Regions from separate parts of the Homo sapiens genome. Here region 2 is linked to region 1. Evidence: chromatin loops called from intact Hi-C (ENCODE). Cell type or tissue: psoas muscle. All regions are shown on one strand. Links, peaks and the distances in the headings refer to the core of each region. The heading gives the core; the rest is flanking DNA.

What was found. Peaks named below come from ENCODE experiments on the same cell type or tissue, not always from the same donor. Only the 100,000 strongest peaks of a DNase experiment are listed, where the experiment ranks them.
Region 2: a loop joins it to region 1, with 4 times the contacts of the local background. A loop is called at or near these places in 4 of 110 quality-filtered maps.

The regions. Positions count from the first base shown.
Region 1 is chr15:99,978,817-99,984,190 of GRCh38, reverse strand. The region is part of intron 20 of ADAMTS17 (ADAM metallopeptidase with thrombospondin type 1 motif 17); the gene reads left to right. LOC105371022 (a long non-coding RNA gene) reads right to left here. Exons shown (of 2, transcript XR_001751713.2): 2 at 3,417-5,374. Among named protein-coding and RNA genes, the nearest start is that of LYSMD4, 250 kb to the right of the region's middle. RefSeq lists enhancers at 1-541, 1,520-2,498. In psoas muscle, for the core only: a CTCF peak has its summit at 2,836 (motif pointing right); no DNase peak of the experiment used is centred there.
Region 2 is chr15:100,030,024-100,035,397 of GRCh38, reverse strand. The region is part of intron 18 of ADAMTS17 (ADAM metallopeptidase with thrombospondin type 1 motif 17); the gene reads left to right. Among named protein-coding and RNA genes, the nearest start is that of LYSMD4, 300 kb to the right of the region's middle. In psoas muscle, for the core only: no CTCF peak of the experiment used is centred there; no DNase peak of the experiment used is centred there; H3K27ac peaks cover 1,361 bases.

The DNA.
Region 1 (5,374 bases), core at 109-5,108:
TCCTGGTTCCCTGGCTAGAAGGTCCCAGCCACAATATGCAGGTCAGCAGGCCGCGAATTCAGAGGAAGGAGGGACCCCTGAAGCTGAGACTGCCGGGAAGAAAGCAGGCGTCGCAGGGGGCGTGGGAGGGGGTGTCTGGGAAGCATTTCCTGTTTCCCAGCGACGGCACAGGGAGTGGGTGTTTTCACTGTTGTCTAACACTCTGCTGTTTCAGGTTTCAACCGCTTCCGAGGTTTTCCTCGCTCATGCCAAGTCTCGGGGAGAAACCTGCTCAAAATGCTTTTGAAGAGCTTTGACATTTCACCAGCCAAGCACCTTTTCAGTAGAAACTGCAGTTACTGTCAGGATTCCGTCAGTCTCTTTCTTTGCTATCCAAAACCAGCCTGAGGCAGGCTGGCCCCTCAGAGACTCACTCAGTGGGGACGGGGGTGGATTCATTGTGCTTTGAGAGTTCAGCCTTGCATGATTTCACCCCATCTTGGGCTTGTGCTCACCCCAGACCCAGTGCGGGGAGACAGTGGGGGGCAGCCCTGCCTGGGCCACTCTGCAGGAAGCAGAGCCCAGGCGTGTATAGTTGACATTCCTGGAGTGTTTTCCTCTTCCTGAGAGCTTTACAGCCTCCTCTCGCTAATTCTCAAAACATCCTGTTGGGATCTGGTGTTATTTACAGTTGTGATTTTACAGCTGGGAGAAGCTAGGGGAAGGGAATCCCGCTGTGGGGAAGGATGTCATCAGGGTAGGGGTGATGGAGACCTGGTTCCTCCCCTGTTGGGGGTGGTACGGGCAGGTGGGGGGCAGGGGCAGGCTAGCTGTGTGGCTTGGGAAGACTTACATGGACGCTCTGAAACCTCACATTCTGCCTCTCTGAAAGGTGGCGCCGCATCCCCAGCAGACACCACTTATTGAGCACCTACTGTGTTCTGAGCTCTGGCCACGGCAGCTGTCAGTGTGAGGATTAACAAGCTCGTACGTAAGCCCGGTCCCCCGTACACAGCAGACAGGCAGGTGGTGGGCCCTGCTGCGACGGTGACTGCCGTTACTGTTATTATTAAAGAAGCTAGTAACGCTTGCACAATGTCTCAGTATCACGCTGGTCTGGGGAACCTAACACCTTTTCTCTTTTTGCCGGAAACTCTACCTAAAGGAAAATCTCTTTTACACAGTAACTTCATGAAATAATTTGCACACAAAAAAAGCACATGAGTAAATCCAAATTGAACCTCTTTTTGCCCTTTGTGCATCAACAATTTTGTTCCTGTTTTTTCCAGTGACACCCCCTCCCTGCCTGGGAAGGGTGGTGGACAGATGCAGAGGCTGCCTCTCCACCGGGCAGCCAGCTCCGACGCACAGCTGTGGGCACCTGCTGGGGAGGGGGCTCCACTCACTTCAGGTTTCCCGGCAAGGAGCTTTTCAGCTAAATTTATTGCTGCCCCCATTTCTCTCAGTTACCTGCATCTTGGGAAGCCACATGAAATTGGATGTGATGAGCCCCTTGACAAAAGGACCAAACAAGACCAGATATGTTTTTTATAGATCTGTTTGCTTGGATGATTAAAGCCTGAAAAATGGCTTCACAGCAATGCTTGGGGCAAATTCGATGCTATCAGGAGACACTACAGTCTCCTCACTGTTCAATTAACGTTGAAGCCTTAGGGGAGGCCGACAGAGAAGGAATTCACCCCGTGCGCCCACCATGGCCCAGCTCAGGTTACGAGGGTGTCGTTCAACAGCAGCCCCTTCAGACCTGTCTGGAATCATGTTTGTCTTCAGGGCCAAAACAGCCTCTAATTGTGCTCCCTGAGGTCTGGCTGCCTGATCAACTCAGGGAGCCAGGCAGACAGGGCTGTGTGCACCTGCCTGTGGAGGGCCTGGTGACCGAAGGGCAGCCCAAGGAGTGCTAAGGGAGTGGGCCAGGTGACGCAGTGTGCCTTGCTGGGCTGCAGGAGCTCCCTGCCCAGCTCGCTGTGGCGCTTGGCCGTGCATTCACTGTTGAGAATAATAACAGCAGGATTTGTGGAGCTCCACTCTATCTGAGACCCCCGGCTAGGCTCCTATTCCACACTGCCTCTACTGCAGGAAACAATTCTACAAACAAGAGTTTGTTATCCTCATGCTGCAAATAAACTGAGGCTCAGAGAGGTTAAGTCATTTGCCTGAGGTCACACAGCTAGTAAGTGGGGACGTAGCATGCCAACAGGCACCCCTTCCCCCTGCCGCCTGACACCCCGCACTGCATGGCCTCTCCATCAAAACTCTGCTTTAGGAGAGTATATTACCTGTGGATTTTAGGCCAGGGCAGGCCTGGCAGCACCTCAGCTCAAATGAAAATGCAGCTGGTTAGGATGGTGGGCCACCAGCAGGTTACACCAGACTCATTGGCAGAATTCTCCAGTTTTATTTTTAATTATATAAGTAGCTCTTACTATAGAACACACTAAAAGGAAAATTAGTCCCAGAAACCATATGATGACATGGTAAATTTTTATAACGGTTTGTCTTCCAAACTGTTACATAGGTATACACACATCTATATTAAACAAAAACGGGGTGGTTTCTGTACATGCCACTTTGTAACTTGTCTTCTCACCTAACACATGGAAGCATCCTCTAGGGGGCTGGCCCAGACACAGCTCCAGGCAGTTAAGCAAACACCCCAAAATTCTCAAAAATTCTCCCAGGTGAGTCAGAGCCACTCATAGCCCACAGCTGTGTGAACAGTGCCCACTAGGACTCCAGCTAGAATTAAGCAAACCCTAATTCTGATGAGAGTAAAATGCCTACAAGGGGCAGAGCCCTTGGGACCACCTGCCCTCAGAACTGCCTCACACCTGGCCCTGCCTCATGGGGGCACTAGTGAACAGTGAGAACAGACACCTGTCCCTGTTGAAGGACTTTGGAGACACCCTTCCATGATCTCATGGAGCAGTTCTATTTATAGACTGGAAAATTAAAAGCCAGTGACCCATGCTAGGAAAGATAATGAGTAAATGGTGGAGATGGGCAGTGACCTGGTTCTTTGATTCCCGCTTCCGATTAAAGCTCCATTCAGTACAACCTCTTATTCACATAGGAGGGTGGAATTCATTCCATGAGATGGGGTCCCTGGACCACTCGCCACTCCTACCTCTGCAACTTTGAGCAAGACGTGGACCCGTGCCAACCTCAGTGGCCGGCATCAGCCCTGAGGATTGTTGTGGAACGTTCCGTGCTGCCGTGGAGGCCTACGAGGGGTCCACTGGGAAGAGCAGGCATACCATCTGCATATGCTGGAGACGTGCCACATGTCAGCCTTTTCCCCTCGGCCCCAGAGCAGGCTGCACAAGACTAAGACCTTTCAGAGGGGACACGTCTGCAAGGTCACCTCAAATGCCTGAGTTTTACGATGGTCATTGATCATTTCCAGGCAGAAACCTTGCCAATGCTGCACTTGGTTTTAATAGACGCACAGGGTGAAGCCCTTGCCCTTGTGTGATTTTCACATACATATCAGCAACACTCGCAGAAGAAACGGAAGCCCTTCCTGGCACTCCTGCAGGGCTGAGCCCCTTAACAGCAGTGATTCAGTGGGACTGACTCCCCAGCTGGCAGGGCACGGACACCTCTTCAGGAGATGCAGGGGAGTGAGGCGGGTTCCTCCATCCATCTGTGCAGTTTCCTCCCCAGAAATCCAACAGCCCCCTGCCCCATGCTCCTCTCTCCAGAAAGGAATAGGAGGCTGCCTGCCTTTCCCTCCTGGGTACATGTTTTGCAGTAGAGGCGGCACTGTGGCCAATGGCCCGAGAAAAGATCTGAAGAGAAAAGGGATGTTGGTGTTGCCTGCAGGTCGGCAGGCAGCAGGTGTATCTCTCTGTTTTTAGTTTTTACTTTTTTGAAACAGAGTCTTGCTCTATCACCCAAGCTGGAGTGCAGTGGTGCAATCTCAGCTAACTGCAACCTCTGCCTCCTGGGTTGAAGTGATTCTCCTGTCTCAGCCTCCCAAGTAGCTGGGATTACAGGTGCTCACCACCATGCCCAGCTAATTTTTATATTTTTAGTAGAGACAGCGTTTTGCCATGTGGGCCAGGCTGGTCTCGAACTTCTGGCCTCAGGTGACCTGCCCACTGCAGCCTCCCAAAATGCTGGGGTTACAGGTGTGAGCCACCGCACCCAGCCCTCTGTTCTTAAGTGGGCCTCATACGTGCCAAATAGTCACAGAAATTAACCCTGATTATATGGTAATCCCGTTTTCCCAGGAAGCAGGGTTTCTTTTGAATTACATAACACATTTAGATATAAAAGTCTCTAGTGATGTAAGTGGACTCATCAAATGCCTGCCATTAAGTAACTTATTGATGTAGTTATACATTCATATTTAAAGTTATGCATTATAAACATTCAAATTTAGAAATGTTGCTATTTTCCTTGGTATGTTATAAAATGGAGCCTTATGAAATGGATGCTTTGAGGTCAAAACAGTTGAATAGAAGCAGTTTTGTGTGGTGCAACCTGGTGATTGTAGTGTTGGTCTCATCGTCACCAGCTCCACTTTGAGTCGCCTGTCGGTTTGCCAGAGGGCACGTGGTTGTATCTGACTTCACTCAAATGCTGCCCTTTTTTCAGTCTGTCCCGCTCCCAGTGGACCACTCGCGTGGTTTTGCAGGGGATTGGCGTGACTTCGCTCTGCGTTTAGCGTTCGGCTCCGTGGCTTTGTTCCGCATTGGGAACGTTGGCTTTTCCCTTCATCTACCACATTTGTGTGGACTCTCAGTTTCTGGGTACAACTACTTACCAGATTGCTTTTGTAAGTGATTTTTTTTTTTTTTGAGATGGAGTCTTGCTCTGTTGCCCAGGCTGGAGTGCAGTGGCACGATCGCAGCTCACCACAACCTCCACCTCCTGGGTTCAAGCCATTTTCCTGCCTCAGCCTCCCGAGTAGCTAGGATTACAGGTGCACGCCACCACGCCTGGCTAATTTTTGTATTTTTAGTAGAGACAAGGTTTCACTATGTTGGCCAGGCTGGTCTCAAACTCCTCACCTCGTGATCCGCCTGCCTCAGCCTCCCAATGTGCTGGGATTACAGGCGTGAGCCACCGCACCTGGCCTCTAAAAAGAATTTTGACTGAAAGCCTTTGCTCCCTTACCTTTAGGCACACCTGTCATCTGGCTATAGACTGCAGTCAGGGCTGCGCCTGGATGTTGTTCTTGCTTAATTATACATATTTGTGTGTGCAGAGACACAACTACTCCTTAACAGGAAGAAAAGAGAGCTCTTTGCATTCTCCACAGGGACCTGAGAGGAGGTTCAGGTTAAGTCGGAGGCCCTCGGTTCTGAATGCCCACTGCAAGCACTTGGAGAGCTTTATAAACACTGAGCTCTGGGTCTTGGGACCCCCT
Region 2 (5,374 bases), core at 278-5,277, 51 kb before region 1:
CTCGATAATATATGTACTCTGGAAATACTCCAGAATTAAAATTAATGTTTTAAAAATAACTGAGCACATCCCTTATGATCACGTTTTACATCTGTTCCTTTCTAAGAAACCATTTGAGACCTTCTAGAAAGACCTCACATAGGCTGGATTCATAAACATTCAGGACTGCCTGTCAGAGCTAATATGGTGAAACCTGGGTCATTTCTAACCATCTAGAGCATTGCTGGGGAACTGCATGCCTGGCCTCTGTTCAAAGGTATTGCTCTTTTGAAAGCTGAGCACCCTGAGTACCTGAGGGTTGCCTTTTTACAAATGTTCCAAGTGCTTGAGTTTTCCCCATGGAGTATGACATTAATCTTAGGTCCCCGGGGTGATGGGGCATTTGCTGGGAGACAGGCAGGTTCTCCTTTTCCAAGGAAGGTGGCCTTCCAGCTCTGTGTGCCTGCATGTTTATGCTAAGGGGATTATTAAGGAAAGAATAGAATGAAACATTTATCAGTAAGCTAAGGGCATTGCACTGGGAAGGAAGAGGCTGAACCTGTTTTAACTTTTTCTTATGTGGGAATGAGTTTATCAGGTCCTTTTCCAAGAGAGGTTTTAATGCTGGAGGAATAAGGAGAACAAGTAGGTGTCGGGCACACGAGGGAGCAGGATGGAGATATCTGAAGCCACCAGTGGCCCTTTCTCCAGTTCTGTTTGGGACATTTTCCGAGAGGGACTTAGTGGCTTAAATGTCAAAGGAAAGAGTTTGCAAGTGGACTGTCTGGGACTGCTTGTCGGCCAAGGTCACAAACACCAGTTCTGATAGAAACAATGGTGTACACGCGGGGTCCTTCTTCCCAAGCCCAGCAGTGGCATCCCCTTTCTGCAGGGGCTCACTGTGCTCTTCAGGTGAGGCCAGGCATCCAGCCTGGTAGTGGCAGGTGCTTCCCAGGCTGCAGACTGCATGCTCTGCAGCCTCCTTGTTGGCCGGCCAGGCCTCTGCACTGTGTACACAGTGACCACGGTCACAGCACTGCCTCCCACAGCACGGCCTGTGCCAAGATTAGAGGGAAAGGGGATTCCGTGGGCATGTCAGGTAGGGAAGTGCTGGCTCAGACAGCCCCACAGGTCTGAATCCTCCATGGTCTCTTGCCAGCAGACGCACTGTTGGTGTGCCACTGTGTGCTGTGAACCACTTTGAGAATCCCAGCCTTGTGCTTCTTCCCAGGAGAATTGTAATCCTGGAGTCTACCTTTCCTGGAGCTTCTGCAGAAAGAGGTGCTCTCAGCAGCAAGGTCAAGGCACTGTGGGCTCACAAGGGCTTGGAGGACCCTATACCTTCACTAGAAAAGTAAACACAGCCAACCTCTTTCTTCCATTGGATAGAGCTAGTGTATAGTGGAAGGTAAGGAGACCATCCAATAAGCTGATGGCATCACTGCCAATCAAACTGCTGTCCCCACCAGTCTCCCAATCTGCTCTGAAGCCATGGCTGTGGTGTGGAAATGGAAGGAGGTGATCGTGGCACCACTGGCTTCTAGAGCACAATTGGGCCTTGCTGGGCCACAGAAACCAGATCTGAACTTGCCCCAAAAAGATAAGAGAATATAGAAAGAATGTGGAGTAGCTCCCAAAATTGAAGAGACACCGAAAAGTTGGTCTGGGAGAGAAGATCCCCGAATTGGCTGGAGCAGCTCCTGTATCCACTCCAAAGGTCACTCTGCTCAGAACCCAGGTTCCTGCAAAGTCTTATCAGTCTTTCTCAGCTCATGTGCTCTCCTGTTGGCCAACAAACGGGAGCATGGTAAAGAAAACCGAGGTGTTCTCACCTCTCACCAGAAGAAGGAAGATGACGTGAGACAGGCAGAAACTATTAAGTCCTATAGACAGGCTAAGGTCATGATCTAACCAAGACTGAGAAATGAAGACTGTCCAACCCATTCTGCTCTCAGCTAGAATGAGAGCAGGCAAGTCTGTTAGCAAGAGGGCTACTGTACTGGAAAATCCCTGTGTACTGGGAAAAGCCAGCCCAACTGGAATGTTACTCTTGGATGGGAACTTTCAACATCAGCAGCTGTGTGATTCTCAAAGCATGAGAGTTTTTTTTCCAAACCCTTCATGACTGGGTGTGGTACAACCTGTTACCAAATCCAGACTTATCCTGGTTATTTTAACCTCAAGATTGTACCAACAGAATCTTCAGTCCCCAGAGTGTAATTTGATCAGGTGTGATGGCTTGGGAAAAAAATAAAAATGGGTGCAGTGGACTCATCAGCTGCTGGTTCAACCCTGTTCACTGGGCCTTCTGCTTCCCGTTGAGAGCTTAGTTTGGACCCATAAATTCCAGAGAACCATTTTTTTTCTCTCAAAACAATACTTGAAAATGATTATTGTAAAAGTAGAGAATTTTAAAACTCAGAAATTGTATTCTTGCTAAGACGTAAAGTACAGAAGCAGCAGAAAGGCAAAGCTCTTTGGGAATGGGCCAGTTCACTGTTGCTCATCAGCAGTAAGGAGAGAAAGGAGGAAGTGGCTGCTGGCTGTCTCGTGGGTTAGGTAGCCCCACAGTCCCTCTGGAAAGTCGACGTATTCACCTCATTTTACAGATGAAGACTTCGAGACGCTTAGTCATTAAGTAGCTTTCCCAGCTCATTCTGGTAACAGAATGCAAAACAATGTTTTCCTCCTTTAAATCTTACATACTTTCTGCTTTCTCGTTCTCATTTTAAAAACAGTACAGCCTGCTTCTGCCATGGCATTAAAAAGAACCCTTTTGACCAAGGCAGCTCTAAATTGATATCCAAAAGCGGGGCAAGAGAGTCATCAGACAGTACTGTAGTGGCATTTAACTCCGAGTGCTATCAAGGGGAAGCTGGAGTGGTTCCTTTCCCTGGAAGTGAAACTCGCAGCCCAAAGGCCCAAAGCTCTGGGATTAAACACTAGAGCAATTTTTCAGAATGCTGTAGTTAGTTGGTTTTCTGGCTTGTTGTTAGTGTTATCTGCACCCATACTAGAAAAGAAATGAAAATTCAGGACATATCTAACATAAGGGGTTCAATATGAAGGTGGTTTCCCAGGAGACCTGGGGAGATTTGGGGTTGAGGCAGTGAGAGGTGCTGACGGGTGCCTTCCTGGACCTCTGAGACAAGCACACTTTCTACCCATGCCTAGCTGACCTTGAGCTTGGAGGGGCTGGGAGGGACTCTCAGTCAGACCCCAAGTAACCAGTGATGCAAGTTGGCAGGCAATGGAGGAGAGGTGCGTCTGTGTCCCAGGCCTGAGATTTTCTGGATAAGGAACTAAACCTTTGATACCCGTTCAGGAATCAAACCCACAGCTTCTGAAACCTCCATGCTGTCCTCTATGGGTAAGTAATGCATCTACCTGTACCAAGTGCCGCGTATAGACAGGACACCTCCGTCATTCCTGTATGGTCTGTGTGACTCTGTTTCTTTAGTCTTCCCTTTCTTTTTCTTGTTCCTCTTCCCCGTAAGGGCAAGGACCTTATCAGTGCTCAATTCACTCAGCAAATATTTGTCAGGAACTTATTTGTAGAACCAAGCTGCCACACGGTGAGTACTCTACAAATATGGAAATCACTGGGTGTGCAGCTTAGTCTCCAGTGCCCAGCAGCGCCTAGAGCTTAGTAGGTCTTAGTAAGTCATTTGAACAGATAAATGGATTGTTTGATACTGGTGGAGGGAATGTGCCTCAGTCATCCCAGAATTGCTCATCTCTATGGTTAGCGGCATTATGTCGAAAATGAGATTTCATTCCGGTGGCATGAGCATTTACCCATTAGGGGACAGATGTCTGGTCTGGACAGATGCTCCGTTGATGAAGGGGTGGAAATCAGAGGCTGGTTTAGGACCCTGGTGTATGTTGGATTGTCTTCTAGTTAAATCATTCACCCTCTCTAGGTAGAGCCTGTGGTCGACTTTACCCATGCTGTGTCCTACCCATAGCCCACCTTGACTTCTTCCTCTAGTCCTACTCATTCCACTCTCAGCAGCAGTTTCTGCAGACATATTTTAAATCTTTCCTTTACCTGCTCATGCTTTACAGCAGCCTTTATTGAAATGGATTTGTTTAAAGTTGGAAGCAATAGCAAGATCATCATCTACTTATCATGTAGAGGCAGGAAGACATGCAATTTGTTAGGTTCGGTAGCTAGCCAGAAAAAGAATGAAATGCTCCATCCATTTCACCCAGGGGCAGCTTCACATGGTGGGCATTGAGAGACTGACCTCAGGTCCCCACCTCACCCCTAGCTGCATGCAAACCCACGGGCAAGTTACATGATCTTGCCATCTGTAAACATGGGAAATGAGAACATCTGTCATAGAAGTCTTGAGGAGATGAAGTGAAGTAATGCCTATAAATTCCTTCACCCCGAGTCAGCACTCCGTGAACGCCAGCCAAAACTATCATCACTGCTCAACTACAAAACTATATCGATGATGAACATCAGCCAGCTGTTGGACCCCAACATTTTGTGGGTTATCCATTATTTCGTAAGACACTCCTCACACATACACATGTGAGCGTGCACACACACATTTTTAATACAGTTATAACTACATAATCTAAACCCATGCTGGTATTTTCCAGATAGTAAAAGATTGCGGGCAGGTCCCAGAGTATACTAACATTCCCCTTCTTGTCAGAACAAGATCATATAATTTATACGTATTTCAGAGTAAATTGCAACAGCAGAAAAGTCTTGAGTGGTTCATTTCTAACCTCTTGAATGCTTCTGAGCTCTCTACTTGTGAACTTTAGATAGTATCATCAGCAGGATGGGGGTAAGACTAGGGAAGGAAAAAGGATCATGGGAGGGTCTCAGCATCATTCAAACCCGAAGATTGGATTTCAGGCTCAGCGCGTGACTAGAGATTTCACAGATGTGCCATGCCCAGGTGGCTCATTACAGACCACTGGAGCCCTGGTAGGGGGAGCGTGAGGAGGTTGCATTTGTGGGTGGATGTGAAAGGCTGGTTCCTGCCAGCACTTCTGTCTGCTAACCTGTATTTGGGTTTAAATACCACTGAAGGAAGGAGCCTGATGAAATTGAAGTACATAATTTCCAAAAGGAATTCCTTACGACATTAAGGGCAGAAATTAGCACTGAGGAGGTAATGAACGTGCCCTGGCCCACACCGTGCACATGGCTCAGTCGTGTTTTCCTTCCACGACTCTTAATCCGCTTCCTGGGAAGAGGATGTTCCCTGGCCAGGGGGAGAGAGCTTTACCCTGAATCATGAGAACAGGGAGGGAAAAACATTTCAGCTGCACCTGCCCAGTGAGTTGTCAGGGAGGACAAAGGGTGATCTGGGGGCCAGCACCTCTCAGAGAGCTGATCCGAAGCAAGGCTCAGGCCTCGGGTGATTAT